2 separate regions of the Homo sapiens genome follow, and region 2 is linked to region 1. A link is an interaction called in ENCODE POLR2A ChIA-PET data of the cell type or tissue named here. Cell type or tissue: Caco-2. All regions are shown on one strand. Each heading gives the region's core, and the rest is flanking DNA. Links, peaks and the distances in the headings are about the cores only. Region 1 overlaps PAK1 (p21 (RAC1) activated kinase 1). Region 2 holds the start of KCTD14 (potassium channel tetramerization domain containing 14).

What was found. Peaks named below come from ENCODE experiments on the same cell type or tissue, not always from the same donor. Only the 100,000 strongest peaks of a DNase experiment are listed, where the experiment ranks them.
Region 2: POLR2A ChIA-PET joins it to region 1 with 5 read pairs; 2 of 35 experiments call an interaction of 5 or more read pairs at or near these places.

The regions. Positions count from the first base shown.
Region 1 is chr11:77,356,712-77,373,113 of GRCh38, reverse strand. PAK1 (p21 (RAC1) activated kinase 1) reads left to right here. Exons shown (of 15, transcript NM_002576.5): 6 at 14,097-14,216. Among named protein-coding and RNA genes, the nearest start is that of GDPD4, 63 kb to the right of the region's middle. In Caco-2, for the core only: no CTCF peak of the experiment used is centred there; no DNase peak of the experiment used is centred there.
Region 2 is chr11:78,013,231-78,029,632 of GRCh38, reverse strand. NDUFC2-KCTD14 (NDUFC2-KCTD14 readthrough) reads left to right here. Exons shown (of 3, transcript NM_001203262.2): 3 at 12,363-13,918. KCTD14 (potassium channel tetramerization domain containing 14) reads left to right here and starts at 6,357. Exons shown (of 2, transcript NM_023930.4): 1 at 6,357-6,473; 2 at 12,363-13,918. The coding sequence starts at 6,384. The coding sequence ends at 13,040. LOC124902723 (a long non-coding RNA gene) reads right to left here and starts at 7,090. Exons shown (of 2, transcript XR_007062795.1): 1 at 6,612-7,090; 2 at 5,911-6,099. RefSeq lists a silencer at 856-1,150 and enhancers at 5,863-6,430, 6,431-7,000, 7,001-7,568, 12,483-12,983. In Caco-2, for the core only: no CTCF peak of the experiment used is centred there; a DNase peak (open chromatin) is centred at 6,352; H3K4me3 peaks cover 1,428 bases.

The sequences.
Region 1 (16,402 bases), core at 3,374-11,373:
CATGTCCCAGTACCTAAGAACCTCCCAGTCTTGAGGTTGAAGACCTCAAGCAGCCAGTTCTTCATGATTCCTGTTTGTGCTTGAAGGCACAGACAGACAATTATAGTGCAGCATGCTAACCTTCATGAAGCCAGGGGCTGTCTCTGACTTGTTAATTGTTATATCCTTGGCATCTGGCAAGTCTTGGCATTTGGTAAACATTTACTGAATGAAAGGTTGGATGTGTCAGAGAAAGCTTCCTGATGGTAAAGTCTGAGCTGAATGAGTTAGTTATCTAGAGCAGGGATTAAGGGGAAATGCGGGTATTCCACACAGAAAGAGAATAGCATGTATGTGGGCAAGGAAGTTCATGAGGCATACTTGCACAGGGAACTGCGAAGTGGTTATGACTAGAATGTGAATAGTGAAGGAAGTAGAGGTGGGTGATGAGGAGGATTGGTAAGCAGGACAGATCATGTAGGAGTTTGACTTATCTTAAAGGTGATGAGACGCTTAAAGAACTTAAGCAGAAGAGTGGTTAAGTTCTAACACAATACCGAGTCACCATCAAAATACTTTGAACCATGCTTCCACCAGTGGGGACTGGTTTATTCGGAGTCATTTTTACACATATTGATTATAAAAAACAATATTCACACGTTCAGTGCCTTGCAACCTGTTGGATCCTTTCTTACTGACTCTCTGAATCCTCACAGGAGCTTACTGAGGTAAGTTATTATCCTTGTAGATGATAAAACTGAAATGGAAAAGAGTTAATGGCAATAGGCATCTGATTCCCAGCCTATACTGCTTTCCCCTGATTTGTGCTGCCTTTCATCAAATAGAAGAGATGTGATTAAAAGATGGGAAAGAATTTGCAAATATAGGATCTTTGAATAGTAAATTATTAAAGAAGAGGCTTTAAGCCGAATTGTGCTTTGTGGCTCAAATGTCTTTATGCTTTTGTAGGAAGAGTGATAGCTATCAATATTGAGTGCCTGCGATGCACGGTGTTAAAAACTTTATGTAAGCATGATTAGCCTCACAATTACTTATGTACAAAGTATTGTCATCTCCATTTCATAGGCAGAAAAACAGAGTTTCCTGAAGACTTATAATTAGAACCACATTACAACTGAGTCTTGTGAATCTCAGTTTAGGGTTCTTTTCACTGTGGCAAGGAACAAAAAAAGATGTCATTGAGGTCTTATAAAGGAGACTGCAGTAAAGCTGTAGCTATGTTGTTTGTTATTGAGGAGGAAGAGCCCTGGGGTTCATGCCATATGGCAGGGAGGATAACACCTGCTTGGTAAAAACTTGTACTGGTTTAGTATCTACAATTAAAACCACTAAGGCTGTCAAGGACATTGTTCTCCCCTAGTTCAGAACATTTGTCCAGCACTAGCTCAGTGCTCTATATATCCTTACTAGTTTTACATGGAGGATATGTTTTGTATTATGGTAGCATGTCATTATTTTCCATGTTGGTTTCAAACAGATGATTCCACTTGTGAAATAATCAAATATAATTGCTGCCTAAGAAATTAAGACTCAGAAAGATTAAGTGACTCACTCCCTACGTTTGAATGAGTTAGTAGTAGAAACCAGCACAAAATTCTGCTCTCCTGAGCATTCATGTATTCACTCATACCCTAAATATTGACTTAGTATCTTCTTTATGCCAAAATACAAGTGACACAAAAATGAACGTGCACTGTCTTAATCCTTGAGAAAAAAAATTAATGACAGACTGGGGAGATAAGGGCTGCAAGAGAGGCATGAATAATGTACAATAGGGTTATATTTGATGGAGTGATTTATTCTGCTCTGAAGTACAAGGAAGTTTGCAGAGTTCTTGGGCCTTAAAGCTTTGTTCGTTTAACAAACATAATCTTAAAGTCCCTTTTAGCTCTAAATTCTGTTATCTGTGGTTCACTGGTCTGAGATCTGACTCTAAGATTCCATGGCATTTTAATGCCTGATTCTCATTTATAAAATGAATAGTTACCACATGATAAGTTCTTTGGGTGCTGAGAAGTCAAGGACTAGTAAGATCTCTGCTCTTGGTCTCACAATTTTTGTGATGAATCAGAACATGTAAACAAGGATTTATAATATAGTGTTAAGTAAGCATCAGGTAATGATACCAGGCAGAGAAAAAGGCAGTGCTTTCCTGTCTGATGGACAGCATGAACAAAAGTTGGGTTAAGGATCCAGTATGTTAGGCCAGAGAGCTTGGACTTTGTGCTGGAGCTGAGGGACTATTTTAAGTAGAAGATTGATGTAGTTGGATATGTGATGTCTAAACTAACATCTTAGATTTCTTTGGAAATTGGATCAAGATAGTAAACTGAATTCATGTGCCCATCTCTCTTGCTATCTCAAATTTCTTAATTTCAGAAAAGATTTCTTAAAAACCAAATTAAAAGCAATGCTCTGAAACAAAAGCATGACATAAATCAACTGTTGTGAGGAATTCATGGAAGATAGAAAGCAGAAAAGGTCAGATTGATCAGAGCAGAAGAAGCCACAGCTTAAAGTATGTGTAAGAGAAGATGCCTAGGAAAATGAAAGTAGCTCCAGAGAAAATGGGCTGAAAGAATATATACAAGAAGCAGGAAAGAGTCATGGGTCATCTTCAAGGGTAAATTAATTTAATTCTACCTTTGAAACAGTAGGGGCAGCCTCCTCCTTACAGTGAACAAAAGGCAGCAGGTGCATTTGATTCTAAGCTAAAATCAGCTAATTTTCTGAAGAAAGTAAACTGCCTACTTGAGGAAAGCTCTTGCTGTGGGTATAGGGGCCTCAGAGAGAAACAGAGGAACCTGAGTTAACTGCAAAATTCTACCGCAGATATAAAGAAAAGGAAACAGGAGAAGTAGCTCTGCAGTGAAGGAAAATACATTAAAGTTTTCCATCCCAAGAGTAAATTTCTCATACTTTTGATACCTGGGAGGAGGGGAATCTCTACTTTTCCATGCCTACATACCCTAAAGTAACACTTGCCAATAACCATCTATCTATAACTCACAAACAGATCGTATCAGACCTCCCATTCAGAGTAGGACAGTGGAAAAACAGACTTACATAAGTTTCAGAAAAACTAATGCTAATTACATACACTAATCTATCCTTCACTTATAAATATGAATGAATAGCTAAGGATCTGCAGACATTTGAGAGAAACACAACATTAAAGAGAGGAACCAAGATAAGGAAGGAAAATTAGCCCCAGAGGAAGTAGATAAGTCAGGAAATAACTTTTAAAAAAATCTAGTATTTTCAGAGAGGATCTGTAGATGTTTCATCTACAAAAACACCCTGCTATTAGAGCAATCAGAGGAGGAAAGAATGTTCTTAGTATTAAAAACATAAGACATAAATTTATGGCTGGGTGCGGTGCTCACACCTGTAATCCCAGCACTTTGGGAGGCTGAGGCGGGTGGATCACCTGAGGTCAGGAGTTCGAGACCAGCCTGGCCAACATGGTGAAACCCCATCTCTACTAAAAATATAAAAATTAGCTAGGTGTGGGGGTATATGCCTGTAATCCCAGCTACTTGGGAGGCTGAGGCAGGATAATCACTTGAACCTGGGAGGCAGAGGTTGCAGTGAGCTGAGATTATGCCACTGCCCTCCAACCTGGGTGACGAAGCGAGACTCCATCTCAAAAAAAAAAAAAAAAAAAAAGAAATGTATAAGGTTTAAACAACAAATGCATATAAGTGAATAGGGAATTAATAATATAAAATATAAAAGATAGAAAATTTGAGAATAAATGACAATAGAGGGTTGGTCAGGGGGATTCAAGCATAAGCAGAGAACAGAGGCAGTAGAGTAAAAAAATAAAGAAAAAATAGAAGAAAAAATTCCCAGCTGAAGAAAGGCATGAGTCTTCAGATGAAGGGCCTGTTAATGACCAAGTCAGATAATTGAAAAGAGATCCAAGAATAAAGAGAAAAATCTTAAAAGCCTCCAAAGAGAATATAGTTCATGTCCAAAGGAACATTAGCATCAGACATCTCATTAGAAATAGTGGAAAAAACAGCAGTATCTTCAGAGGGATGAGGCAAATTGTTTAGAACCAAGAATTTTGTACCTAATCAAACTAACATTTAACTATAAGGTGTCAATATAAAGGTATGTTTGGACATGTGAAGATCAAGGTTTACCACCCACAGATCACTTCTGAAAGGCTAAATACCAAATAGTAACATCAATTACCTCTGGGGTTAATGGTGATTAAGAATACTCACTTAAAAGTATTTTTACCGGCCAGGCGCGGTGGCTCACGCCTGTAATACAAAAAAATTAGCTGGGCTTGGTGTTGTGTGCCTGTAATCCCAGCTACTCAGGAGGCCGAGGCAAAAGAATCACTTGAACCAGGGAGGCAGACGTTGCAGTGAGCCGAGATCATGCCACTGCACTCCAGCCTGGGCCGCAGAGTGGGACTGTATCTCAAAAAAAAAATAAATAAAAAATATTATTATCCAGGTATTTGATTAAAAAGTCAAGTAGGACTTGTAATAAGTAGCTCTCATTCTGGGATCTTCCTTCACCATTGTCTTGGCAATCCCTTTGCATTTTTGTGTTGGTATTCCTATTTTTTCTATGCCACGCCTACATTATTTTTTGTTTACTTTTGAATTTGGTGGAGCATATCCTCTAGTAGCTTTAAGAAAGTAAATGGAAAGTAAACATTTAATAATACCTTTCAGGTCTCAAAATGGGGCGTTCTCTATGCTACCCTCACGTTTAATTAATACTTCAGCTGCTTATAGAATTGCAGGTTACACATATTTTTTCATCAGAATTTGGAAAACATTACACTTTTGTCATCTAGCTTTCGGTACTGCTAAGTCCAAAGCCATTTTATTTATCCTTCTCTGTATGTGACCAATCTTTTTTTCTACTCAGAAAGCTTGTAGGGTCGTCTTTGTCACCATTGCTTAGAAATTTCACAATTATATTCCTATTTACATCTATTTATACTGCAGGGAGCTTTGTGAACTCTTTCGGCCTGGAAACTCTGCCCTCAGTTCTAGGAAATTGCTTGAATTATTTTGTTGATGATTTCTTCCCCTTGCTTCTTTTGTTATCTCTTCATGGAACCTCCATCATTTAGATCTTGGACCTTTTTGTTTGTTTGTTTGTTTTGAGACGGAGTCTCGTTCTGTCACCAGGCTGGAGTGCAGCGGCGTGATCTCAGCTCACTGCAACCTCCGCTTCCCGGTTCAAGCAATTCCTCTGCCTCAGCTTCCCTAGTAGCTGGGACTGCAGGCACGCACCACCATGCCAGGCTAATTTTTTTTTGTATATTAGTAGAGACGGGGTTTCACCATGTTGGCCAGGATGATTTCGATCTCCTGAGGTTGTGATCTGCCCGCCTCAGCCTCCCAGAGTGCTGGGATTACAGGCGTGAGCCACCACGCCCAGCCCTAGATCTTGGACCTCTTAAACTAATTCTCCATTTTTTAAAGGATTTTCTCTCTTTTCCTTGCGTTGGTTTTTATTCTGAAGAATTAGGAGACTTCCTCAACTTCATCTTTCAGTCAATTTAATTTTTCATTTCTATTCTCATGTTTAATTTTCAATCACTTTTTTATTTTAAGAAAATATATAGCATTCTTGTTTCCAGAATTGATATATTTTCTTATCTCTAAGGAAGGTAATGATAGGCTTTCTTTGGATGTTTTTTCCTTCCTGTTTAGTCTGTTTTTTCCAGGTGGCCCTTTGCCTCATTTGTTTTGGTTTCACACTTTTATGTTAGAGGTTTTCCTTGCGTATTCAGAGGTCTGCTCATATTTATGATTGGGGTAGTAAAAAGCTCACTAGAATTTTAAGCTCATTGGTGGTGGACAATTCAATACTTTTAATAAATTTATAGAGTTGTGCCGCCATCACCTGAAAAAGTTCCCTAGTGCCCTTTTACCATTCATTCAAACTCCCATGCTCAGCCCTAGGAAACCACTGATCTGCTTCTGGTCTTTATAAATTTGTCTTTCTAGACATTTTATATAAATAAACTCATACAACATGTAGTCTTTTGTGTTTTGCTTCTTTTACTTAGCTTTGAACTTTATGTTGTAACATGTATCAGTATGGTGTATTTCATTTCTTGTTATGTCCAAATCATATTCCCTTGTATGGATACACTACATTTTATTTATCTTCTCATCAGTTGATGTGTACTTGGGTTGTTCCTACTTTTTGGTCATTATGAATAATGCAGTTATGAACATTCACATACAAGGTTTTGTGTGGTCTCATTTCTTCAGAGTATATACCAAGGAATGGAACTGCTGGGGCATGTGGTTAACTTTATGTTTAACCTTTTGAGGAACTGCCAGACTTTTTTCCACAGTGCTGGCACCATTTTATATTCCCACTAGCAATTAATGAGGGTTCCAGTTTCTGCCTATCTTTGCCTGTCCCTGTTGTTGTCTGTCTTTTTATTGTAGTCATTTTAGTGGGTGTGAAGTGGTATCTCATTGTGATTTTATTGGATTTCCTAATGGATAATGATGTTGAGCATCTTTTCATGTGCTTATTGGCCATTTATATACAATCTACTTCACATTAACAGTAACTGAAATCCAGTAAAATATGTAAACTTTGCCCCAGTATATTTTCATTCCCTGCCCCTTCTTTATTCTATTACTGCCATTCTTTCATATACATGAATGTGTATGAATCTGTATGTGTATATGTGTGTGTGCACGTGTACGTACTGTATATATTGGAAGCCTAACAATTGCTTTATACAATTATGTTTTTTAAAGAAGTCAATGGAAGAAATAACAAAAAGTATTTTTTTAGAGTCTTCCATGTTAATCTACATATTTACCGTTTCCTCTGCTCTCCATTATTACTTGTGGATTTGAGTTACTATTTGGTATTACTTCGTTTCAGTCTGATGGGCTTCTTTGAGTATTTCTTGTAAATCAGGTCTGATAGCAATAAATTCTCTTTCTCTTTGTTAATCTGGAATGTCTTTATTTCGTCTTCATTTTGAAGGATAGTTTTGTTGGGTATAGATTTCTTGACTGGCAATTTTTAAAAATTTCAGCTGTTTGAATATGTCATCCCACTGCCTTTTGACCTCCATTTTTTCTGATCAGAAGTTTTTGTTTTGATTTTTAAAATACTCTGATCAGCAGTCAGCTGTTAATTATACTGACTGGCCTTGTACATGATGTCAGTTTTCTCTGGTTGCTTTAAATATTTTCATGTTGACTTTAGCTTTTGGCAGTCTGACTGTGCGTTTAGGTGTTATTTTTTTTTTTTTCTTTTTCTTTTTCTGAGACGGAGTCTCGCTCTGTCGCCCAGGCTGGAGTACAGTGGTGCGATCTTGGTTCACTGCAACCTCTGCCTCCTGAGTTCAGGCGATTCTCTTGCCTCAGCCGCCCGAGTAGCTGGGATTTCAGGTGCATGCCACCACAGCCAGCTAATTTTTGTATTTTTAGTAGAGATGGGGTTTCACCATATTGGCCAGGCTGGTCCCAAACTCCTGACCTCAAGTGATCCGCCTGCCTCAGCCTCCCAAAGTGCTGGGATTACAGGCATGAGCCACCGCTCCCAGCCAGGTGTGAATCTTTTTGTGTTTTCCTACTTTGGGATTTATCGAGGTTCTTGGATCTGTAGTTTAATGTTTTTATCAAATTTAGGAAGTTTTATCCTTATTTCTTTAAATATTTTTTCTGTGTCTTTTTTTTTTCTTCCTCAGAGACTCTCATTATATGTATGCTGGTGTGCTTTATGTTGTTCCACAGCTCTTTGATGCTCTGTTTTTTTCTTTAATTTTTTTTTACCTCAGTTCTTTATATTAGATAATTGCTATGGGTCCATTTTCTTTTTTCTTTTTTCTTTTTTTTTTTTTTTTTGAGACAGAGTCTTGCTCTGTCACCCAGGCTGGAGTGCAGTGGCACAATCTCAGCTCACTGCAACCTCTGCCTCCTGAGTTCAAGCGATTCTCCTGCCTCACCCTCTTGAGTAACTGGGACAACAGGCACGTGCCACCGCACCCAGCTAATTTTATTTTTATATTTTTAGTAGAGATGGGGTTTCACCATATTGGCCAGGCTGGTCTCGAACTCCTGACTTCGTGATCCGCCCACCTTGGCCTCCCAAAGTGCTAGGATTACAGGTGTGAGCCACCGCTCCCCACCTCCATTTTCAAATTCATTGATTCTTCTGCCATATAGAATCCCTTGTTTAGCTCTCTGGTGAGTTTTTCATTTGTTATTTTATTCTTCAACTGTAGTATTTCCATTTGGTTCATTTGAAGTAATGTCTACTGAGAATTTCACTCGTTGTTAGGCTTTCTTAAAACTCTTTAAACATGGTTTCTTTTAGTTTTTTGAATGTATTTATATCTGAGTTGAAATCTTTATTCTCTAAAGCCAACATTTGGGGACATTCAGAGTTCCTGTTGATTGCTTTTTTCCCCCTAGGTCGTGCTTTCCTGTTTCTTTCCATGTCTTATAATTTCTTGTTGAAAATTCAATATTTAGATAATATTCTGTACCAATTCTGGATACTGATAGCCCCCTCCCCCAAAAAAGTTGCTAGCTTTTTTATTTGTTGGTTTTGTATTATCTTACTAGGGATAAATCTGTGACATAGTCTCTGTCTGTGGTCATTGATGTCATTGCTCAGTGTTTGTTGTTTTTTTGTTTGTTTTTGTGGTGGTTTTGTTGTTGTTGTTTTGTTTTGTTGCAGCCTGGCTTTCCAGAGATTGCTTCTATGTTTGCTTAGCTGAATCTTTAGCCAATGATTTGACACAGATGGTGCTCAAAAACTTCAACTCTGTAAGGCTTCTTTCCTCTGTTGATGGATCTATGTGTAGGTAGGGGAGTACATTTACTGTTTAGGCCTTTTTCAAGTCTGTTCCAGCTTTTACTTTATGTTGGGCTCTTTTGAATCTTTTATGTGTATGCACATAGCCAGGCATGTGTGACTAGCATGAGGCTTTTCTAGCGTCTGCTGTGCCTGTGAACAGCCTTAGCCAGAAATTAGTTTGCCCTACTCAGGACTGTAGCTTCAGGCTAATAGAGCTGAATAGTTGACCCTCTGCCGCTACCACCTTTGGAAGTCACTTCCAATGACAGTGCCACTGGGCCTGGGCATTGCCCATATCTCCAGCACAAAGTGAATGTTCTTGGACTATGCAGTTATACCCTGGTCTGCCCTGATGGAACCCCCACACTTCTGGAGTTGGGGCTCGGATGGATGGGAACATCCCTTGCCCAGAATGCCAGAGATTCTATTTTTAACCCAAAGTTCAGGAGTTTATCAGTCATAAGCACTTCTCAATATTTTGTTGACCTTTGTTGGATTTCCAGGGAACTGAAATGGTTTTTGTCAATTTTGTCCAGATTTATAGTTGCTTGTTGGGGAGAGGATTTGCCAGTCTTCTCTCTCTGCCATACCTGGCAGTCTGCTTATAATATTTTTAAAAAGATAAAGGACAGATTATTCTGGGCTGTAATAAAAGATGCATTAGAGAAGGCAAGACTGGGGTCCCAAAAAGCAATGAGGAAGACTTGTAAAGGATTGGTAAAGGTAAGAGAATATGGTGCCTAAGTGAAAGCAGTGGTTATGAGGCTAAGGAACAGAAGGTTTAATGGAAAGAACTTTTTGAATCCTGATACGGTTTATTTTCCTTTTTATCATACTGCTTCTCATGGAGGGAGTGGGGAAAGGATTTTATGTTTAGTCAGGTATCAATCCTTGGTCTCCCTATCCCAAGGAAAAGTATCAAGTTGATCTTGTAGGGTGAGCATAGTCTTCCTACTGGGACAGAATGCTTAGTGAGCACACCCTGGCTACCATCTCATCTCCTCTCTGGGTTGGGTTGTCACATTTCAGTGGCCATTTTCAATCTGTTTGCATTATATCATTCCGAGCTGCCCAGAGCCTTGAGTTTTGATTCCAGTACCTAGTCATTTTCTTCTTCACTATTTTCCTTGACCTTAAAACTTCTATTTGATCAGGCAGCAGCCACCCAAAATTTCCTTAGGATATAGTCTTATCCTTGACTGTCTTAGCTGAACCTTGGAGCCTTCCCAAGGTGGTTTTTAACTGGCCTGTTAAAAACCTGACCTGTTGAGAGCTGGTTTTGATCATGTTGAAGATATAATAAAGCAAACAAGCTTTTATAGGATATGAAAAAAACCATCAGACCCACTAATTTTTACTGTAGAATGTAGGCTAATGGTTTAAGTCAGTTAATAGTACAGTTCTTCGCCATTTTGGCATCTTCCTTCACAATCCTGTTCCCATTATCTCCACTTTTTCAATTACTGAGTGCCCCATCATTTAGATATTTCATTCCAGTTTATACTACTATTGGATAAGACATATTCATTTAGCAATCCTATACTGAGCACTTTCTAATCATCTGGCCAACATCATTATCATAGCTAATATTTGAGTATTTTAAAAATGAATTTTACATAGCTTTATCTCATTTAACCTCACACTAACACTAAAGTAAGTACTAATACAGGCTGTATTTCATAACTGAGGAAAGTGAGAGAATTAATATCTTACGCAGAACTCATAGTTTGTAAGTGATAAAGGCGTGATTTGATCCTAAGCTAGTTGATTCCAAAATGTTGGTTTTTAAGTATTATTCTATCCTGCCTGATAAAACAGACAGTTCAACATAAAACCTTAATTGGAGAGAATTATAAAGTAGCCAGTGATATTGTGTTAGTAATTCTAATGAAGAAGAAAAAGAAAAAAGAAAATCAAACTAAAAATTGGTATCAGTGGAAAAGTACATAAAGTATATTCCAACAGAGGACGTTTGAGATCTGTCACTAGAAGAACAATTGAGGAAGTTGCAAGAAGAACGAACTTACAAAGTAGTTACAAAGAAGTTTCCAGTGTATTTATTCCTTATTGTCAACTGGTTATATGCTAAGAATATACACCTTTAAGCAAATGCCCAAATTGCAAGGATATAATCCAGGGTACTATTCATACATTTCTGTAATAAAGAAAACCCAAACCGGTGGATAAATTTATATAGAAACACCTTTAAAATATTGTTGAACAATTGATGCTATCTGAAGTTAGTAACCTTAAATTAGTAACATTAGTAATCTTAAATTAGTAACATTTGTGTTCTACAGTGTTTTGGTTCTAGTATCTTGTTTTCAAAAAAGTAGACAGTATCACAGATTATATTTAATATTCTTGCCTATTTGCAGTAGAAAACTTGCCTGTGATGAATATTTTTGTATTTAAGGCAGTGGAGATGGTATATTAGTATATATGTATGAACATATGATGAATAAAAGTGCTATTCATACAACATTTCAGGAAGTAATAAATTTGGTACTCTTTCTAAAAGCTTTGAGTACTCTATCAGACTATACTTTAAAAGAACTGAGAACCAAGAACCCTTGAGTTTGTTAGAGTTATAGGTGCAAATTTTCTTTGGTGCTTTTCACTATTTTGTTATAAAATAGGAATTTGTATTTTATTGCCATTGATTAAAAAAACCTTTTCTCTAATTTGTGAGAAACATCTTAATAAAGCACTTTAAAAAGAAAAAAAATGTATAGATTACATCACTGTTCTACTCACAGTCCTCCAGTGGTTTCTTATTCTAGGTCTAAACTCCAGAGTTTTTATTACCGCCTCTCTGACTTTACATAATCTGATTCCCAGCTAACTTTCTGACCTTGTTTCTTTCCTTACTTCCCCTTACTAACTTTGTTACACCCACATAGGTAGAATTCCTAAGGGTTGTGGGAACATACCAAGCATGTTTCTGTCTCAGAGTCTTTAACTTCTTCCATCTGCTAGGAATATCCTTTTCTCAGAGAGCCCCGTGGCTTGCTCCCTTAATTCATTCAGGTCACTGTTATATGACATTTTATTAGAGAGGCTTGCCTGTGCCTATCGTATCTAAAATAGTATCTCCCCACCTTGTCAACCAATCTCTGCTCCTATATGGAGCAGACACTTTGGTGATTGTTTTTTACTCTATTCTCTTCTAGAATGTAAGTCATAGAACCAGGGACTTTATCTGTTTTATTCTTTATGTAGCCCCAGAGCCTAGAATGGAGTCTGGCACACAGTGAATGGATGGATGGATGGATGGCTATATGGGTAGATGGATGATGAATTGGAATGTCTGGCTTTTGTTTGAAACAGAGATTTGTGGTTATTAGACATAATGATAATTTAATTGATTCCTTACATCTCTCTAGCTCTTTACCATTTTCAGTGATTTTATGCTCACTTTGCCTCATTTAATCCATTCAGTGGCCTTCTGAGGTAGGCAGAGAGCTGTAGTCATTACCCCTGTTTTATAAATTAAAAATGTGAGACTTAACTTAGACCCTTGCCCAAGGACACAGGGCTAAGAAGTAAAAATCTGGGTAATAACCTAGACCTTTCTCTCTCTGACAGATGTTAATATCACTGCCCAAAGCTATCACCTATGGAAAACAGAATCTTTTACTGAGGAAGGTGTTGAAATCCCCTTCTCTACAGTTTTATAAAGCAAACAAACCTAGTGTTTACAGTATACATCAGGGGAGCTCCAGGGCTACCTGATGATGAAGAGCCTTGCTGAGTCAACTGTATTCCCACATTAGGTTTTTAGTTAAATTTTGTTGAGTGGAATAGTGGGGAGAAAATAAATTAGAGCAGAAAAATATCGAAATACATATTTTGACAGGGAAAGGACCTCTATTGAGTTTTGGAACTTAAAGCGATTTAAGGTCATCTTTCAAATTATAACACTCCTCTTCCTTCACATTCCTCAGGTGATTAAACTTCAAACCAAGAGGACAGATTTATTGCCTATGGTCACCACAACTGCTTATATATGCCCGGCACTGTCAGTTTTTAACTTATGCTTTGTGCTGGAGGCCCTGTTAAAATCTATGCCAGTTTTTCTTACTTTAGTATGTCAAATGTGGTAAAAGACAGTCTCCCACAGTCAGTACCTCTAGTATATTATTCCTTAGTTCTTCCATTTATCCCGTTATTCTGACTCTGGACCTTCCTCTTAGGAGGCTCCAGGTGTCAGGCAGGAGGGGCTCTCATCCTGTCTATCTCCTATACCAGATGGTCACTACTTTAGGACATGGACCATCTTTTTCATCTTTGTACATTTATGTCAACAGTACCTATCACAGTCTTACTGAGCACAAAGTAGGTGCTCTGAAAATACCTGAAACTGTTGAATTATATCAGTATATATTAAAAGATCCCCATTGCCTCTCCAGTTCTTTGCTGATCAAATGATAGAATCATTTGGTATCTATCAAAAATCTCATATTTTGGAGGCATTTTGTCTCTTAATTCTGTGTAATAAACAGTAATGGTATGCTATTTTTGCCTGGACCTGCCCTAAAACCTGCCACTCTTGGCCCAGCTCTCTTATAGTTTGCATGGGGAAATCAGGTTGTCACAGATTGTAAGCAGATCTAATTAGTGGTAAGTTCCATTCCAGGGTAGGGCAGAAACTTAGGGAAATAGTATCCAGTCTGGGGAGAAATTCATTGTTCTCTTTAGATAACATGATCCTGATGCTGATGTTCTTTATCTTCAGGTTGAGGTGAGGACCCCTGGTAATGTAATGGGTTCAGGAGATTTTTGCAAAGAGAGGAAAAGGGCAGGGCAAAAGCCTGTTTAGACTGCCATTTACCATATCAGGAGAGAGTAAGAAATTATAGTGATGAATTTTGAAAAATTAGAAACTTTTGATCTCTTCCCTACATTTCATACTTTATTTCCTGTTCAGTGTGGAGAGAAAAATTCATAGAATAAGAAGGTACTGTGAGCTTGTCTTCAGGGGTTGGGTTGGGGGAGAGGCAGGTAGAAAAGCTGTAAGCTAGCTTCCCATTCACAGCTAGGCTTTGAGTGGGAGAAGGAAGCCCCAAGGGACTGAGTGGATAGTGATGGCTAAAAGAAGAGGGAGAAACAGATTGAGCTTCTGAGACTAGCTACACAAAGGTGAGAGCTTGGAGGCTAATGTGTATTTCAGAAGGGATATCAGGATGGGGTTTCTCGTGGGAGGTTTGGTGATCCTGATAGTTAAGTTCCATGGCAGCTGGACCAGATGCATCTTGCTTTTCTTCTTTGCACAGAATGTGAAGGCTGTGTCTGAGACTCCTGCAGTGCCACCAGTTTCAGAAGATGAGGATGATGATGATGATGATGCTACCCCACCACCAGTGATTGCTCCACGCCCAGAGCACACAAAATCTGTGAGTCTTTGGGGACCTGGCCAGTTTTGTGATTTATTAGAGTAAGTGGGGAGAGGGAGGAGTTGGTGCTGATACCTAGAAGTTTAATATTCTGGTAGGCGTCCTTAGATTTTGGAGCTGGTGAAATCACTGAACTACCTTGACTAAAGGTACTTTCTGTATGATTAAAGACAAAAAATCATGTGTTTATTTATCATTGGTTTGCAGATAGTCCCAAAGTGTCCTAGGTAATTGATGTTTATACCAGTCCAGTCTCGGTTCTCCACAGATAGGACAGGAAGATATATAGGATTGATGCTACTTAGTGCAGGACTAACATAAATTATTCCAGTCTCCAGGGAAGCAACAAATTGTCTTGCTACAGATCTTTTCTTCTCTGTTAAATGTGCAGTGTTCAGCCTCTTAGAGCATTATTGATAATATTGAAAGACCCAAGAGAATATATAAATACATTAGTGCTATTAATATGCTGGGCATCAGGAGTGCATTTTGATGCCGGATGTTGGCAGTGATTTCTATTTAACTTCCTTTGAGGTTCCTGCATCTCTGAGAATAGCCATGGTCCCTCTAACCTTGCTTTGAAACATCTAGTCCCTGTGCCTTTTACTTAATTTGGCATCACTGAGCACTGACCTACCATCAGATGATACTCTACTAGTGTTTCTTTGTTTAGGTCTTTTACTAAGATGAGAGCTCCATAATGAAGGAACCATCTAGCACTTCTGTGATCATGAAAGAAAAAAAAAAGGGCTACCTCTGGAATACAGCATTCAGGGAGGTGTTCAAACAGAAATTGGTTGAATGACTATTGGAGATGCTGTGGAGGAAATTCAAAGGAATTATATGACCTATTAGGATGAGAACTTACAAACAGAATCTGTGGAATCATCTCTGTAGGTCACAAAGTTACCTCAAGGGAAAATGCGCTTCAAAATTGGAGAGTCGTTAACACTGATATGGTTTTTTTTGGTTTGTAGACATGTTCATTTAAAACATTTTTTTCCCCACTAAACCATGAACACCTCAAAAAGTAGAGGAAATCCATATGTATGTATTTCTAGTGCTTAACATAGTTCTTGGCACCTGCAGAGGTGGGTAAATATCAGAGGACAGTAAATATTGAATTAATTAATTAATTGATCTTCATAGCATTTCTTTCTAAAAAGGTATTGGTAATTCCTAATTTATAGAAGAAGCAGCTGAGATTTGGAGAGGTGAATTGATCTGCCCAGTCTCTTAGTAAACAAAAGAGCCAGGATTTGAAAGCAGGTAATTAACCCCAACTCCAGGTTGTTTTCCACCATAGCACAGTGGTATTTTTGTGTGTACAAACCTGTGCTAGGAGCCAGAGAAGGAGACTATTAAAGAAGGAAAAGGCAAGGTTTCTGTCTTCAAAGAGATATATCAGGACAGGCAAAAGAGGACAAGGCATGGAAGTACAGGTTTAGGTGCCTGGGATATAGTTTGTCTACAGGTACAAGAATAGAAAATTGAGAAATCATTATGCTAGAGTAGTAATCAGGAAGGAAGCCATTGCCTCTGATCTCAGCGTCTTGGCTTATTGCTGTTCCCACTACTGGAATGTTCTCTCCCATTTCCACCTATTAAAAGCCTGTCCAGTCAAAAGGTAGCATGGTCAAGCAGTCCAAGGTGCAGGATGTAGTTGGCTTTAGTCTCTGTGGAGCCATGGGTTTGAGTCCCACTGTTGCCAATGGCTTTGCATCATCGCAGATAAATGATCATCATAGATAAATGATCCTCTATCTTTGTAGAAACCTATCCGTCCTTCAGGATCCAGTTGCAGGATCCTGTTTGTTTATTTATTCCATCAAATATTTACCTGAATGCTTGCTTTCTTTTAGTAAGTGGTTAGATGGAGGAACTCACGGATGAATGACCCACATTCCCTGTCCTTATACTGTTTATGGACTATGCAAAAGATAATTGTGATATTTTTATGATAAAATCTGTTAAATACCTTGAAGCATCTCCTGGGGAAAGGAAGTATAATTTATGATCACTTCTGAACCTCAGTAGTATATAGCTTGCTTATTTCTTTATAACATGTATCACTTTCTGCCTTGTAGTTATGATTTTCTCACCTCCTTTATAAGAATGAGAGGTTGGGGCAGCATTTTGTACAGGGTGAGGCAACAAATAGATTCTCAGTAAATGTTTGTTATGTA
Region 2 (16,402 bases), core at 4,925-12,924, 650 kb before region 1:
TATCATAATCTCTTTTTGACAAAAGTGAGAACAGGAGAGAGAAAAATTAAGTTTCAAAACTTATCATACACTTGACATTACATTCCAGTTTCATTAGTTGTTTTTAAGTTTTTCCCACATTTTAAATTAACCCTGCTTATTCCTGTGAACCAACCAGTGACCTCTGGGTAAAAACAGAAAATCTGGATCAATATACTAGTTCTGGGGAATTACCCTGCAAATCCTGTCAGGTGACAGCAGTAAATAGGGTGCCCATAACCGGGAGGTTTCTTCCTTTGGTGAAATAAGACCAAGGGAGCTAACCAAAGCCAAGCCCCATGCACCCAAATCTTAGCAGGTGTAACTATAGTCACTAGTTATCTGGGCGTGTCAGCGACTTCAGGATTTCTAAGCCGTCCTTACCCCCTTGTTTTGTTTTCATACATCTCTCTTTTTTTTTTTTTTTTTGGAGACAGAGTCTTGCTCTTTTGCTCAGGCTGGAGTGCAGTGGCATGGTCTTGGCTCACTGCAACCTCCGCCTCCCGGGTTCAAGCGATTCTCATGCCTAAGCCTCACCAGTAGCTAGGATTACAGGCATGCACCACCATGCCCAGCTAATTTTTGTATTTTTAGTAGAGATGGGGTTTCACCATATTGGTCAGGCTGGTCTCGAACTCCTGACCTGAAGTGATCTGCCCACCTCGGCCTCCCAAAGTGCTGAGCCACTGTGCCTGACCTCATTTTTATGCATGTCATTTAATAACCTGGTTTGTCTCTTCTTGCCTCCTAGGATCAAGTGATCCTTTTACTTTACCCTCCCGAATAGCTGTGACTACACACGTGTGCCACCATACCCAGTTAATTTTTGTATTGTCTGCAGAGATGGGGTTTTGCCATGTTTCCCAGGCTAGTCTCAAACTCCTGGGCTCAACTGATCTGCTGATCTCGGTCTTTCAAAGTGCTGCGATCACAGGTGTGAGTCACCATGCCTGGCTCCACATAACAATATACTTGTCACGTCCCCTCAGGCTGCTTTTTTTTTTTTTTTTTTGAGATGGACACTTGCTCTATTGCCAAAGCTGGAATGCAGTGGTGTGATCTGGGCTCACTGCAACCTCCGCCTCCCGGATTCAAGCAATTCTCCTGCTTCAGCCTCCCGAGTAGCTGGGACTATAGGCGCATGCCACCATGCCCGGCTAATTTTTGTATTTTTAGTAGATATGGGGTTTCACTATGCTGGCCAGGCTGGTATTGAACTCTTGACCTCATGATCCACCCGCCTCAGCCTCCCAAAGTGCTGGGATTACAGGCGCGAGCCACTGCTCCTGGCCCCTTAGGATGCTCTTGACTGTGACAGTTTCTCAGATTTTTCCTCTTTTGGGTGACCTTGATAGTTTTGAGGAGTACTGGTCAGTTATATTATAGGATGTCCCTCTATTGAAATTTCTCTGATGTTTTTCTCATGATTGAACTGAGGTTATGAGTTTTGGGGAGGAAGATCATTTTCCTCACATCACATCAAGGGTATATACTCGGTACTATAAACAAAAAATGAAAGTCTCAGCCCCCCAACCATCTGAATGGACCCCTCCTTCTGGCCAAGGGCATTCCAAAGTTAACCTGAAAAACTAGTTCAGGCCATGACTGGAAGGAGGTCAGACATGCCTCATTATACCCTTCCCCCTTTTGGAATTCAGGCACAGCTGACCAGTATTACCATCAAAACAGAGACCTTAAGACTGACAGAACAGTCTGTCAGTCATGCACAAAGTCTGTCAGTCTTTAAGTCTGATAAGAAATATTTGCAATCTATTCTCTCTGAAGCCTGCTACCTGGAGGCTTCATCGGCATGATAAAACCTTGGTCTATGCAACCCTTTATAGTAACCCAGACATCCCTTTCTATTGATCTCAGGTCTTTAGATAATAACCCATTGGCAAGCAGAAAATCCTTGCTTTTTTATTTTTATTTTTTAAGAGTAGAGACAGGGTCTGACTGGGAGTGGTGGCTCACGCCTGTAATCCTAGCACTTTGGGAGGCCGAGCCAGGCAGATCACAAGGTCAGGAGATCGAGACCATCCTGGCCAACATGGTGAAACCCCGTCTCTACTAAAAATACAAAAATTAGCTGGTTGTGGTGGTACATGCCTGCAATCCCAGCTACTCGGGAGGCTGAGGCAGGAGAATTGCTTGAACTTGGGAGGCAGAGGTTGTAGTGAGCTGAGGTTGCACCGCTGCACTTCAGCCTGGTGACAGAGTGAGGCTCTGCCTCAAAAAAAAAAAAATAGGGATGGGGTCTTGCTATGCTGCCCAGGTTGGTCCCCAACTCCTGGGCTCAAGCTATCTGCCTACCTTAGCCTCCCAAAGTGCTGCGATTACAGGCATGAGTTTCCATGCCTCAGAATCAGAAAATCGTTGAATCTGCTTATGACCTGGAAGCCCCCACAACCCCTTCCAGCTGTCCAGTCTTTTCGGACCTAACCAGTGTACGTCATACATGTATTAATTGGTATCTTCATTTTTATTATATTTTAATTAATTAATTAATTTTTTTTGAGACGGATTCTCGCTCTGTTGCCCAGGCTAGAGTGCAGTGGCATAATCTCGGCTCACTGCAACCTCCACCTCCCAGGTTCAAGCAATTCTCCTGCCTCAGCCTCCTGAGTAGCTGGGACTACAGGCGCATGCCACCACGCCAGCTAATTTTTTGTACTTTTAGTAGAATTGGGGTTTTACCATGTTGGCCAGGCTAGTGCCAAACTCCTGACCTCAAATGATCTGCCCACCTTGGCCTCTCAAAGTGCTGGGATTACAGGTGTGAGCCACTACACCTGGCCTTATATATTTATTTACAATCTCTAGTCCAACAGAGATATATATTTTTTGAGACAGGATCTCATTCCACTGCCCAAGCTGGGGTGCAGTGGTGTGATCATAGGTGACTACAGCCCTGACCTCCTAGGCTCAAGAGATCCTCTTGCCTCAGCCTCCCAAGTAGCTGAGACTACAGGCACATGTCACCATGCCTGACTAAGCTTTGTATTTTTTGTAGACATGGGGACTCACCATGTTGCCCAGGCTGGACTTGAACTCCTGGGGTCAAGTGATCCTCCCATCTTGGCCTCCCAGATCCACTCCCTTGGGATTATAGACTGAGCCACTGATGCCTAGCCAATTGATGTCTTTTCTTTTCTTTTCTTTTCTTTTTTTTGAGATGGAGTCTCACTCTATCTTCCAGGCTGGAGTGTAATGGTGCGATCTCAGCTCGCTGCAACCTCTGCCTCCCGGGTTCAAGTGATTTTCCTGCCTCAGCCTCCTTAGTAGCCCTAGCCGGGGATACAGGCACGCACCACCATGCCCGGCTAATTTTTACATTTTTAGTAGAGATGGGGTTTCACCATGTTGGCCAGGCTGGTCTCAAATTCCTGACTTCAAATGATCCACTTGCCTTGGCCTCCCAAAGTGGTGAGATTACAGGCGTGAGTCACCATGCGTGGCCCTAGTGTCTTATGTCTCCTTGAATATATAAAACCAAGTTGTAGCCTGACCACCTTGGGCACATGACCTGAGGACATCCTGAGGTTGTATCGTGGGCATGTTCTTAACCTTGGCAAAATAAACTTTTAAATTGGTTGAGACTTGTCTCAGATACTTTCTGGTTTACAGCAAGCACATACTGTTGTCATGATCGATAACTGTTGGCAACTGATTTTGGTCACCTGGCTGGAGTAGTATTGATCAGTTTCCCCAATGTAAAGTTTCTTCTCTTTTTCCTCCTTCCCATATTGTACTCGTTGGAAGAAGTCACGGCGCATAACCCACACTTAAGGAGTGGGAAATTATGCTCCCTCTCCTTTAGAGTTATATTTTAACTCTAGGAAAACAACCCCACAAAACAGATACCTAACTCTTTTCACCAGTGGGCATGCTTTGTACTCCAAGCAGCTGCCCTGGGCTGGCTAAATAGTCTACACTGGCCACTGTTATAGTAAATTAAAATGGAGATCAGGCCTGAAGAATCCCTGGCTAGACAATGCTAGTTAGGCCTCATAAGGGAACTCAGCCTTGCTGGATTTGCAAACATAAGCAAAACTTAACTTGGGTCAATGTGATGGTTAATACTGACTGTCAACTTGATTGGATTGAAGGACACAAAGTATTGATCCTGGGTGTGCCTGTGAGGGTGTTCCCAATGGAGATTAACATTTGAGTCAGTGGTCTGGGAAAGGATGGCCCACCCTTAATCTGGGTGGGCACAATCTAATCAGCTGCCAGCATGGCTAGAACATAAAGCAGGCAGAAAAATGTGAAAAGAGAGACTGGCCTAGCCTCCCAGCCTACATCTTTTTCCCGTGCTGGATGCTTCCTGCCTTCAAACATCAGACTCCAAGTTCTTCATTTTTGGAACTCGGACTGGCTCTCCTTGCTTCTCAGCCTGCCAATGGCCTGTTATGGGACCTTGTGATTGTGTGAGTTAATACTTAATAAACTCCCCTTTATATATATATATATATATATATATATATATATATATACACACACACACACACACACACACACACACACACGTGTGTATATATGTGTGTGTGTATATATACACACATATGTATATATATAACGGGGAGTTAAAAAAGTAATGGAATATATATATACAAATATATGTGTATGTATATATACCATTAGTTTTATTTTATTATTATTGTTTTTTGAGATGGGATTACACTCTTGTTGCCCAGGCTGGAGTGCAATGGCTTGATCTCAGCTCACTGCAACCTCCGTCTCCTAGGTTCAAGCGATTCTTCTGCCTCAGCCTCCCAAGTAGCTGGGATTACAGGTGCCCACCACCACGCCCAGCTAATTTTTTGTATTTTGTAGAGATGGGGTTTCGCCATGTTAGTCAGGCTGGTCTCGAACTCCTAACCTCAGGTGATCCACCTGCCATGGCCTCCCAAAGTGCTGAGATTACAGGCGTGAGCAACCGTGTCCAACCCTATTCCGTTAGTTCTGTCCCTCTGTAGAACCCTGACTAATAGAGTCATTTCTGGTAAATGCTAATGTTAGACAGAAACGAAACTTAACATTAGCCAACCACAAGCAGCCAACTAACATACAATTAAGTAGCTGTGGACTTTTCAACAAAGGAAACCAAAAAAGGAGATTTTTTAACTGTAACCAATTTTATATATATATATGTATATATATATATATGTGTGTGTGTGTGTGTGTGTGTGTGTGTGTGTGTATATATATATATATTTTTTTTTTTTTTTTTTGAGAGGGAATCTTTGTTGCCCAGGCTGGAGTTCAGTGGTGCAATCTTAGCTCACTACAATCTCTGCCTCCCGGGTTCCAGCGATTCTCCTGCCTCAGCGTCCACAGTATCTGGGATTACAGGCACATGCCATCACACCCAGCTAATTTTTGTATTTTCAGTAGAGACGGGGTTTCACCATTTTGGTCAGGCTGGTCTCGAACTTCTGACCTCAAATGATCTGTCCGCTTTGGCCTCCCAAAGTGCTAGGATTACAGGCGTGAGCCACCATGCCTGTCCCCAACAAAATATCTTGCTTCCATATTCTCCCCATAAATATTTGCCTCTGATGCATTGTCATGGGAACACTCAACCTCTTTCCATCTGGTGTTCCCCGATTCAAGAATTGCCTGTTACTCAAGTATACTCTTAAAAAAGTTTTGTTGATCCTCAGACTTTACATTTTAACACCACCCTACCTCCTAGAGCGCCAGTTTTCTGATCTGTAAAATGGGTGTTGCGGATCTTTCACTCCCTAGGACTGTAGGGAATAGAAAGTCTCTGGTTGTCAATGTCAGTCAATGTCAATTCCTTCTGCCTCCCCCATTTCACTACTGGGAACTCCGAGGCCCAGAGAGGGGCATTAACTAATGTCAACTTTAATAACGGGATTCAAGCAATATGTTTAAGTAATTTATTTAAGCGTAAAAGAAAATATAGGAAGAGGCAAGTTGCCGTGGCTCAGGCCTGTAATCCCACCACTTTGGGAGGCTGAGGTGGGAGGATCACTTGAGCCCAGGAGGTTGAGGTTGCAGTGAGCCTGATCCGCCACTGCACTTCAGCCTGAGCGATAGAGTGAGACCCTGTCTCTGAAAAAAAAAAAAGAAAGAAAGAAAGAAAAGGAAGGAAATTAATCTATATCAAAAGGTCAGTCCTTAAGGGGTCTGCTCCATTTCTCGGTCTCCAAAGTCAGCCCTTCTCAGGGCCTAACAACTTTTAGAAGCCCCAAATAGACAGACTGTCCATTTCTTTCTGCACTTGGCCCAGTCTCACTGCAAGCCACGCCTGGCTCAGCCCCGTCCCGCCTTGAGCCTCGGTGTTCCCACCTAGGGGCGGGCAGCCAGGGGCACTTCCGCTGGCCCAAGTGATCTGCATGTGGCAGGGCTGCGCAGTGGAGCGGCCAGTGGGCAGGATGACGAGCCAGACCCCTCTGCCCCAGTCCCCCCGGCCCAGGCGGCCAACGGTAAGTGCGAGGCTAGCTGCGTCCCCGCGCCTCTGTCCTCCGCCTCTTCCCTCCGCCTCTTCCCTCCCTTCCAGTTTCTCCTGCCCGTCCCTCCCAGACGCCCGAGCCCCCTGCTTCTGGCGCGCTGTCCCCCTTCACCTCGGGCTGGTCGCTCTCTTCAATCTTTGCCGTCCCTCCTGCTGGGATCACTCTCCTTTCGCGCCTCGGTGTCCCTTTCTGGTTTGGCTCTGTCCAGCCTTTCCTCTTTGCCCTTTTGCTTCCTCCCTCTACATTGGGTCTTTAGTTCCTTTCCCTTGTCTCTTCCCCACCGGCTTGTCCTAGCCCACGACTCCTCCTCTGCCCCACCTTCTCCCTTGCTCCCGGTGGGAGAAGCCCATCCAACCAGCTCGGCCAGAGGATCTTTCCCTCACCTGCAGCCCTCTCCAGCCTGCCCCTGCCCCTTGGCTGGGTCTTCAGCCTGCCCCTGCCCTCTGGCTGGGTCCCAAATCCCTCTGCTTGCCTGCCTGGTCCCCAGCTTGGGTGAGGGGAGTTGGGGAGGAGGATGGGGAAAAGGCTGCGTGCACTCTGGGAGCAGAACATTCGGGTTCTCTCCTGCACTGAGAGTCATCCTGAAGACCTGGAGGAAGAGAAAGCAGATCCAGCAGCAGGGCAGCGTGGCTCTCTCTAATAGGGCCATGATCACGTCATTGTTGTTGGCTATTGACAAAGCCACATGCCTAGTGCCAGGACCACCCTAGGTGTTCCATAAATGCCTGAATGAATTACTGGGGAAGTGTAAGGCACTGTGCATGATGCCAGGTAGGGCAAGATTGGCCTTGAACAGAATACTAGATGCTCCTGTAAATCAGAGGATATTCCCCTCCCTTAGGAGCCTCACAGAGTTTTTGTTTGTTTGTTTGTTTGTTAAAATAGAGATGGGGTCTCGCCATGTTGGTGAGACCCAGGCTGGTCTCAAACTCTTAGGCTCAGGCAATCCTCCTACCTCAGCCTCCCAAAGTGCTGGGATTACAGGCATGAAACACAGCACTTGGCCAGGAACCTCACAGTCAATGAAGAAACAGGGAATTGCAAGGGAAGAACTGCCAGGCCAGTGGAAGTATAGTAGTGTAGGACTTTCTGGGATCACAGTGAGACAACCCACCCCGAAGGACTCCCAGAGGAATTCATCTGAAGGATGAGTGGGGTCAGAGAAAGGAGTGCGGATGGCCAAGTGAGTGAGCTTCTGGAGGTGAGGGGGCTTGCCCAGCTCTGGATTGGAGGAGTGGGGAGCAGCAGGCAGTTCTGGTAGTTGATTGCGAGGGGTGAAGTAGCAGCCTAGTTGCAAAGGGCCTCTAAACCTTGTTATGGAGTCTGCTGTTTATCTGGAAGGGAATGAAAAGTTACTCAAGTGTTTAATGCAGGGAGTGACAGGATCAGATTTGTACTTCAGAAAACGTACTCTCAGCCAGGCGTGGTAGCTCATGCCTGTAGTTCCAGCACTTTGGGAGGCAGAGGTGGGTGGACCACCTACCTCAGGCGTTCGAGGCCAGCCTGGCCAACATGGCAAAACCCTGTCTGTATAAAAAATAGAGAAATTAGCTGGACATGGTGGCACACACCTGTAGTCCCAGCCACTCTGGAGGCTGAGGCAGGAGAATCGCTTGAGCCTAAGAGGTGGGGGTTGCAGTGAGCCGAGATTGTACCACTGCACTCCAGCCTGGGCAACAGAGTGAGACCTTGTCTCAAAACAAAAAACAAGCAAACAAAAACAAAAAACAAAAAGAAGCTTAGGAACACGGCTGAGGTCTTGTTTGATAAAGAAATGGAGCTGAAGATGTCAGTGCAGGAAACTTTTTTTTTTTTTTTTTTTTTTTTTTTTTTTTGAGACAGGGTCTCCCTCTGTCACCTAGGCTGGAGTGCAGTAGTGCAATCTTGGCTCACTGCAACCTCTGCCTTCCGGGTTCAAGCAATTCTCAGCCTCCCAAGTAGCTGGGATTACAGGCATGCACCACCAGGGCCCAGCTAATTTTTTGTATTTTTAGTAGAGATAGGGTTTTGCCATGTTGTCCAGGCTAGTCTTGAACTCCTGGCCTCAAGTGATCCTCCCACCTTGGCCTCCCAAAGTGCTGGGATTACAGGCGTAAGCCACTGCACCCAGCCTGTTTTTTTGAAGCATCTGGAAATTAGCTTCAGAAAGGATATTTGATGTGATTGGATCTGTTAGACTTTCAGAGCTGGGGAAGCTTAGCATTCTTTTGGTCCATTTTGCCTCCCTATTTCACAGATGACTAAGCTTAGTTCCAGAGACGGAAAGCAAAGGGCCCTGGGCACATATCAAAGTATTGGCAGTAGGGGGGCAGGATGTTGGGAAGGATGGCGGTGAGGCACCCTTACTGTGTTGGAGTCATGCTAATACAGGTATCATCTCAGCTCCAACTTCATCACATCCTAGCTGTGTGACTTCTGTCTGAGCTTTCCTTGCCTGTAACATGGGGACATTAGGAGGACCTGAGAGCTTTCAGTGGTGTAGGAGTAATGAGAACATATTGGTCCATTCAAGGGTTAAACTCTGCAGCTTTGCATTTAACTGCGAGCTTTACAGAGGTGACTTCAGGGTTAACCAAACAGCCCTGCCAAGGGGCCTTGAGGTTTATGGGAGAAAGAATCAGAGGTTCTGGGCTTATTTTTCTCAGCTCTATTGTTTGGCTGCTGTCAAGATGCGTCCTCTCCTCTGCCTTCTCCCTTCCAGTCAGCAGAACTGTCCCCTGGTAGGAGATGTTGTCATGGCAATCAGATTTCTCCAGCAGTTCGGTTGACTTTGGCTCTATTAACTCCAGTACTTTAATCTTAGGAGAGCCCACAGACCAGTTGAGAATGAGGACACACCTAAATCAGACTGAGGGACATTCCTGAGCCCTGTCCCCATCCCCACTCTTGTGGTTAAATCTTTCCTCTAACACTATGCATCTATTCCTCAGCAGCAGCGGCCATCACATCCCTTAGGAAACCTTCTCTGACAGCCTCCAACCCACATCCACAAAAAGACCTGACCCCTCCTACCTTTCAGTCTTCCCTCTCAGCACCTACATGCTTAAGCCGTCTATTTCGCTGTCTCCACTGTGAGTTCCTTGAAAGCAGGGACTGTGTCCTGTTCTTCTGTTTGGCACAAGGTTTGCATGTAATAGGCCCAACATACATTTTGTTGAATGAATGAGTCACTAAGGGAATGAAGAGTGAAGGTATTGGAAGACTGAAGGTAATTTATGTAATGACTAAGAGCTCAAGCTTGGAGTAAAACGGACCTGAGTTCAGATTCTGACATCATCACTTAATAACCAGTCTTAGTGCTCAGCCCAGGGTCTGGCACAGAGAGGTGGCCTCTAAAAGTTTTGTTGAACAACCAAACTTAACTTGCATTTGCACTGCACTTCGCAGTTTGTGAAGCAGTTTTACACCCACAATATGTAGAGTTACCGGCCTTTTCATTACGAAGAATGTTCCCGTTATTATTTAAGTCTCATGGGCCTATATTTTGAAAAACATTCATCAAACAAATTTCATTTTTGCTGGGCGTGGTGGCTTGCATCTGTAATCCCACCTGCTTGGGAGGCTCAGGCAGGAGGAAGCCTTGAAGCCAGGAGTTCAAGACCAGCCTGGGCAACATAGTAAGACCCGTCTCTAAAAAAATTTTTTTACATAACCAGATGCAGTGTTGAATGTCCTGTAGTCCCATCTACTTGGGAGGCTGAGGCAGGAGGATGACTTGAGCCCAAGTTCAAGGCTGCAGTGAGTTATGATCATGCCACTGCACACCCAGTCTGGGCAACAACAGAGCAAGACCGCATCTCTTAAAAAAAAATTCATTTCTGGCCGGGGCTGTGGCTCACGCCTGTAATCCCAACACTTTGGGAGGCCGAGGTGGGCAGATCACTTGAGGTCAGGAGCTCGAGACCAGCCTGGCCAACATGGTGAAACCCAGTCTGTGCTAAAAATACAAAAATTAGCCAGGCATGGTGGTGCACATCTGTACTTGGGAGGCTGAGGCACGATAATCGCTTGAGCCTGGGAGGCTGAAGTTGTAGTGAACCAAGATCACATCACTGCACTCTAGCCTGGGCGACTGAGCGAGACTCTGTCTCAAAAAAAAAAAAAAAGAAAAGAAAAAATTCCATTTTTAAATCAATCAAGGGCATGTGAACTGTTAACCAGAACTTCTAATCTATATGAAATAAGAATGTTTGTCCCCAACTCCCAGCACAGGATGTGGATACATAGTAAATACCCAAGAAATTCTTCCTGAATGAACACATGTATGGTTTCTTTAGTCTTTCTGAAATGTTGGAATTGTCCCTCCTACTTCACCCCCAGCTTTTATTATATCTTAGATCAGAGTTGAGCATCCCAGGTTGGAAACTCTTGACTTCATAACAACTCCACGTCCCCATTTTACTTTCTTCTTCTTATTTTTTTTTTTGAGTTGGACTCTCATTCTGTCGCGCAGGCTGGAGTGCGGTGGCATGATCTCAGCTCATTGTAACCTCTGCCTCCTGGGTTCAAGCGATTCTCCTGCCTCAGCCTCCCGAGCAGCTGGGACTATAGGCACGTGCCACCATGCCTGGCTAATTACTGTATTTTTAGTAGAGATGGGGTTTCACCATGTTGGCCAGGCTGGTTTCGAACTCCTGGTCTCAAGTGATCCACTCACCTCGGTCTCCCAAAGTGCTGGGATTATAGGCGTGAGGCACCATGCCCGGCCTTTACTTAAAAAAAAAATTTTTTTTCCTTAAATCTATTTAAAAAACAACAGAGATGGGGTCTTGCTATGTTGCCTAGGCTGGTCTCCAACTCCTGGCCACAAGTGATCCTCCTGCCTTGGCCTCCCAAAGTGTTGGGATTACAGGCATGAGCCACTATGCCCGGCCAATATCCTCATTTTATAGATGAGGAAACTGAGGCTGTAAGAGGGAAAAAGGCTTGCCAAAGGCCACAGACTTTGGAAGTATCATTGCTGAGACTTCCTTCCATGGCAGCCTCTTCCCATAACGTTCTTCTGTTATTGTTGTTGTTGTTATTGTTGGTTTTTTGAGACAGAGTCTTACTCTGTCACCCAGGCTGGAGTGCAGTGGGGTGATCTTGGCTCACTGCAGCCTCCACCTCCTAGGTTCAGGTGATTCTTGTGCCTCAGCCTCCTGAGTAGCTGGGATTACAGGCGCGTGCCATCACACCTGGCTAATTTTTGTATTTTTAGTAGAAACAGGGTTTTGCCAAGTTGGCCAGGCTTGTCTTGAACTCCTGACCTCAGGTGATCTGCCTGCCTCATCCTCCCAAAGTGCTGGGATTACAGGCGTGAGCCACCGTGCCTGGCCTCCTCCCATAACATTCTATGACCTAAAATTAAGATGCTTGAATGGGTATTCTTTTTTCAAACAGAAATCTTTCTTCCTCTTTAAAATGCCCACCCTCGGCCGGGCACTGTGGGAGGCTGAGGCAGGCGGATCACGTGAGGTCAGGAGTTTGAGACCAGACTAGCAAACATGGCGAAACCTCGTCTTTACTAAAAATACAAAAATTAGTTGGGCATGATGGCAGGCGCCTGCAGTCCCAGCGATTAGGGAGGCTGAGGCAGGAGAGTTGCTTTAATCGAGGTGGAAGTTGCAGTGAGCCGAGATTGCACCACTGCACCCTAGCCTGGGTGACAGAGCGAGACTCCGTCGAAAAAAAAAAAAAAAGCCCACCCCCTGGAGCAACACAGCATAAATATAACCCTCTTTAGTAAGATGGGCCTTTCACTAGCTGAAGCCAATCATTATGGCTCCCCTAAGTTTTTTATCCAGTTATCCTTTGGATAAAAATAAGTAATGCGCTCAGGGGAGATGGCGTGTTGGTTTACTCTGCCTCTTGTGCCCCCAGATGTCTACTGTTGTGGAGCTGAACGTCGGGGGTGAGTTCCACACCACCACCCTGGGTACCCTGAGGAAGTTTCCGGGCTCAAAGCTGGCAGAGATGTTCTCTAGCTTAGCCAAGGCCTCCACGGACGCGGAGGGCCGCTTCTTCATCGACCGCCCCAGCACCTATTTCAGACCCATCCTGGACTACCTGCGCACTGGGCAAGTGCCCACACAGCACATCCCTGAAGTGTACCGTGAGGCTCAGTTCTACGAAATCAAGCCTTTGGTCAAGCTGCTGGAGGACATGCCACAGATCTTTGGTGAGCAGGTGTCTCGGAAGCAGTTTTTGCTGCAAGTGCCGGGCTACAGCGAGAACCTGGAGCTCATGGTGCGCCTGGCACGTGCAGAAGCCATAACAGCACGGAAGTCCAGCGTGCTTGTGTGCCTGGTGGAAACTGAGGAGCAGGATGCATATTATTCAGAGGTCCTGTGTTTTCTGCAGGATAAGAAGATGTTCAAGTCTGTTGTCAAGTTTGGGCCCTGGAAGGCGGTCCTAGACAACAGCGACCTCATGCACTGCCTGGAGATGGACATTAAGGCCCAGGGGTACAAGGTATTCTCCAAGTTCTACCTGACGTACCCCACCAAAAGAAACGAATTCCATTTTAACATTTATTCATTCACCTTCACCTGGTGGTGATCCTCAGGAGCAGAGACTGTTATGAATTCTGGCGTGGCTTATGAAATTAAAAGTTGCCATCAAAGCCATTTTCTTTTAATTTCACAAACATCAGGCAATTTCCAGGGTTGGTCTAGAGTCTTGCCACTAAATATTGATCACTCGTTTAAGGACTTTCCACTCCATTGCAACTGATGCCACTATATTTGCCTAGCAACTTGCAGCTACTTCCTTTTCAAAGCCTCATGTATCTCCCAGACCCTTCTCTTGAAGTCCAATAACAAGACCAAGTAAGAATGTTTCAACAATGCGTTGGCAAGAGATGTGAGATGACAACAGGAACATACAAGATACTGTGAATCTAGATGTTCTGACCTAAAGATGTAGTCTACATAGCCCCAGCTTGGGGTCCAATCCATCTGTCCCTGGCATGTGCCTTCATGTAGTAGGTGCTTTCCTGATCCCCTTTGCGAGATGCTGTGGGTGCTAACACCTCAGAGCTGTCCTCTTCTCTAGAGTGGAGGTTTTCAAAGTGCATCATCAGCATTACCTGTGAACTTGCTGGAAATACAAATCCTCAGGCCCCACCTCAGACCTACTGAATCAGAATCTCTGGGGGTTGGCACAGCATTCTGATTTACCAAACCCTCCAAGTGATTTTGATGTATTCTAATTTTGAGACCATCTCTAGAAAAGAATTGCTACCTCTTGTATGGAGGTACAAAAGACTGACCTCTTACATCAAGGAACTTCCTTTCCCAGAGCTCCTCATGGAATCAAGCTGAAGTCAGTCTTCTTCTGAGAGCACATTCTTACTCAGTTTTTTTCCTCTGTCCTACGCTGCTTCCCTCACTCCCCTTCTCCTAAGAGCACTCCATCAATAAACCACTTGCACGAGAGTCTCAGTTTTGGTTCTGCTTCTCACCCTAATACAGGACTTGTCCTCTAAAGGAGGATACATGTAGACATTCATTCTTCTCCAAGTCCAGGTCTGAATTATATGACCCCCTTCCCTGCATAGTAGCTTGATCAGCTATGTGGGTTGTCTGGGACCTTCTTGGGACATAGGGTTTCTTTCTTGGGACCAAAGGGTTTCTTGGGATACAGGACTTCCAGTATGAAAACTTGGAAGTCTCATCGGGTGCAGTGGCTCACGCCTGTAATCACAGCACTTTGGGAGGCTGAGGCAGGCAGAGAACTTGAGGTCAGGGGTTCAAGACCAGCCTGGCCAACATGGTGAAACCCCATCTGTATTAGTCTGTTTTCACGCTGCTGATAAAGACATGCCTGAGACTGGGCAATTTACAAAAGAGAGAGTTTTAATGGACTTACAGTTCCACGTGGCTGGGGAAGCCTCACAATCATGGTGGAAGGTGAAAGGCATATCTCACATGACAACAGACAAGAGAGAGCAAGTGCAGGGAAACTCCCCTTTTTAAAACCATCAGATCTCATGAGACTTATTCACTATCACGAGAACAACACGGGAAAGACCTGCCCCCATGATTCAATTACCTCCCACAAGGTCCCTCCCACAACATGTGGGAATTCAAGATGAGATCTGGGTGGGGAGACAGCCAAACCATATCACTGTCTCTACTAAAAATAAAAAAATAGTTAGCCAGGTGTGGTGGCACATGCCTGTAGTCCCAGCTACTTGGAGGCTGAGGCATGAGAATCGCTTGAATCTGGGAGGCAAAGGTTGCAGTGAGCCAAGATCTCGCCACTGCACTCCAGCCTAAGTGACACAGGGAGACCCTGTCTCAAAAAATAAATAAATAAATAAATAAAACCAACTTGGAAGTCCCAGGCAAGCTAGAATGAGTACTGCCTACCCAATCCTCTCTCGCTTTATTTCTTTTCCCTTTGGGACACCTCTTCTGTGGTGACAGATCTGGAAGTGACCTCCTACTCAAGAGAGACCATGTGTACCTATAAGAACCTGGCTTTGCCTCCTAATGGGATAACCACTGTGTCTAGCCAGACCTTTCACAAACCACTGAATTTTTCACTTTGTGATACCTTCCCCTCCTGCAGTGTCATGTATATTTCAACCAATGTCCAGAAACTTTTCTTTTGGGTTAGAATCTGACTCCTTGAGGATACTTTCAGTTTTCTGTTCCTTGCCATTTCTTCAAAAGGCTGAGCAGCTGTCTCTAATACTTACAACTGACAACAGTAATTCATCCCATCCCTTTGAGAGCTCCGGGTTTGGGCCTGTGGGGTTGCTCCTATGCCCAAGTATTTTAAATATATTGTCCCTTGCCCTTGAGAAAAAAGGTCTAGTCTCCATGGTATGAGAACTTTCTAGGCCAGGCATGGTGGCTCACACCTGTAATCCTAGCACTTTGGGAGGGTGAGGCAGGAGGATTGCTTGAGCCCAGGAGTTCAAGACCAGCCTGAGCAACATAGTGAGACTCTGTCTCTATTTTTAAATTTTAAAATTAAAAAAATAAAAGAACTTTCTGGCTCCTCCTATTGCTAGAATCTCTCTGAGTCTCAAATGATAATAAAAAAGTCTCTTCCAACTCTGGTAAAACCACACACCTGTTCTCCCTGAGAACCTTACCAATCCCTTTATAGTTGTCCAGGTTGTATAAGGCAGTATGAAGAGCAATGGTTCTCAACTTTGGCTGCACATTAATTAGAATCACCTGGGATAAGTTAAAACCCTCCAATGTAGGGCATACCCAGGCAACACCTGAAACAAATCAGAATCTCTAGAGGTGGGGCCCAGGAAAGAATATTTTTTAAAGCTCCTTCAGATGACTTCATTGTGCAGTTAAGGCTGACAACTGCTGTAGAGTCTCATTAACTTCAGGCCAATAGCAGTTCACTGGTCGACCCAAACCAGGGGTGACCACTCCTCTTCATTGGTATGGACCCCATTCTAATTACCAACTTGTTCTAATCTATGGTGTGTATCAGGGCCAGGACTAGGCTTCTCGCTGACCTCACTTTAGTCTTGCCCTGGTGCAGATATACGTGATTACATGAGTTTTAATAAACTCAGATGGGGAAGGGTGCAGTGGCTAACGCCTGTAATCCCAGCACTTTGGGAGGCCGAGGCAGGTGGATCACTTGAGGTCAGGAGTTCAAGACCCACCTGGCCAACATGGTGAAACTAAATTTTCTACTAAAATACTCTACTGAAAATACAAAAAAATTAGCCAGGTGTGGTGGTACATGCCTGTAATCCCAGCTACTTTGGAGGCTGAGGCAGGATAATCACTTGAACCCAGGAGATGGAGGTTACAGTGAGCTGAGATCATCCCACTGCACTCCAGCCTGGGCAACAGAGTGAGACTTTGTTTCAAAAAAAAAAAAATCTCAGATGGTACTCCAAGAGGGATATTTCATCTGCTTATGAGTACAGGTGTTCA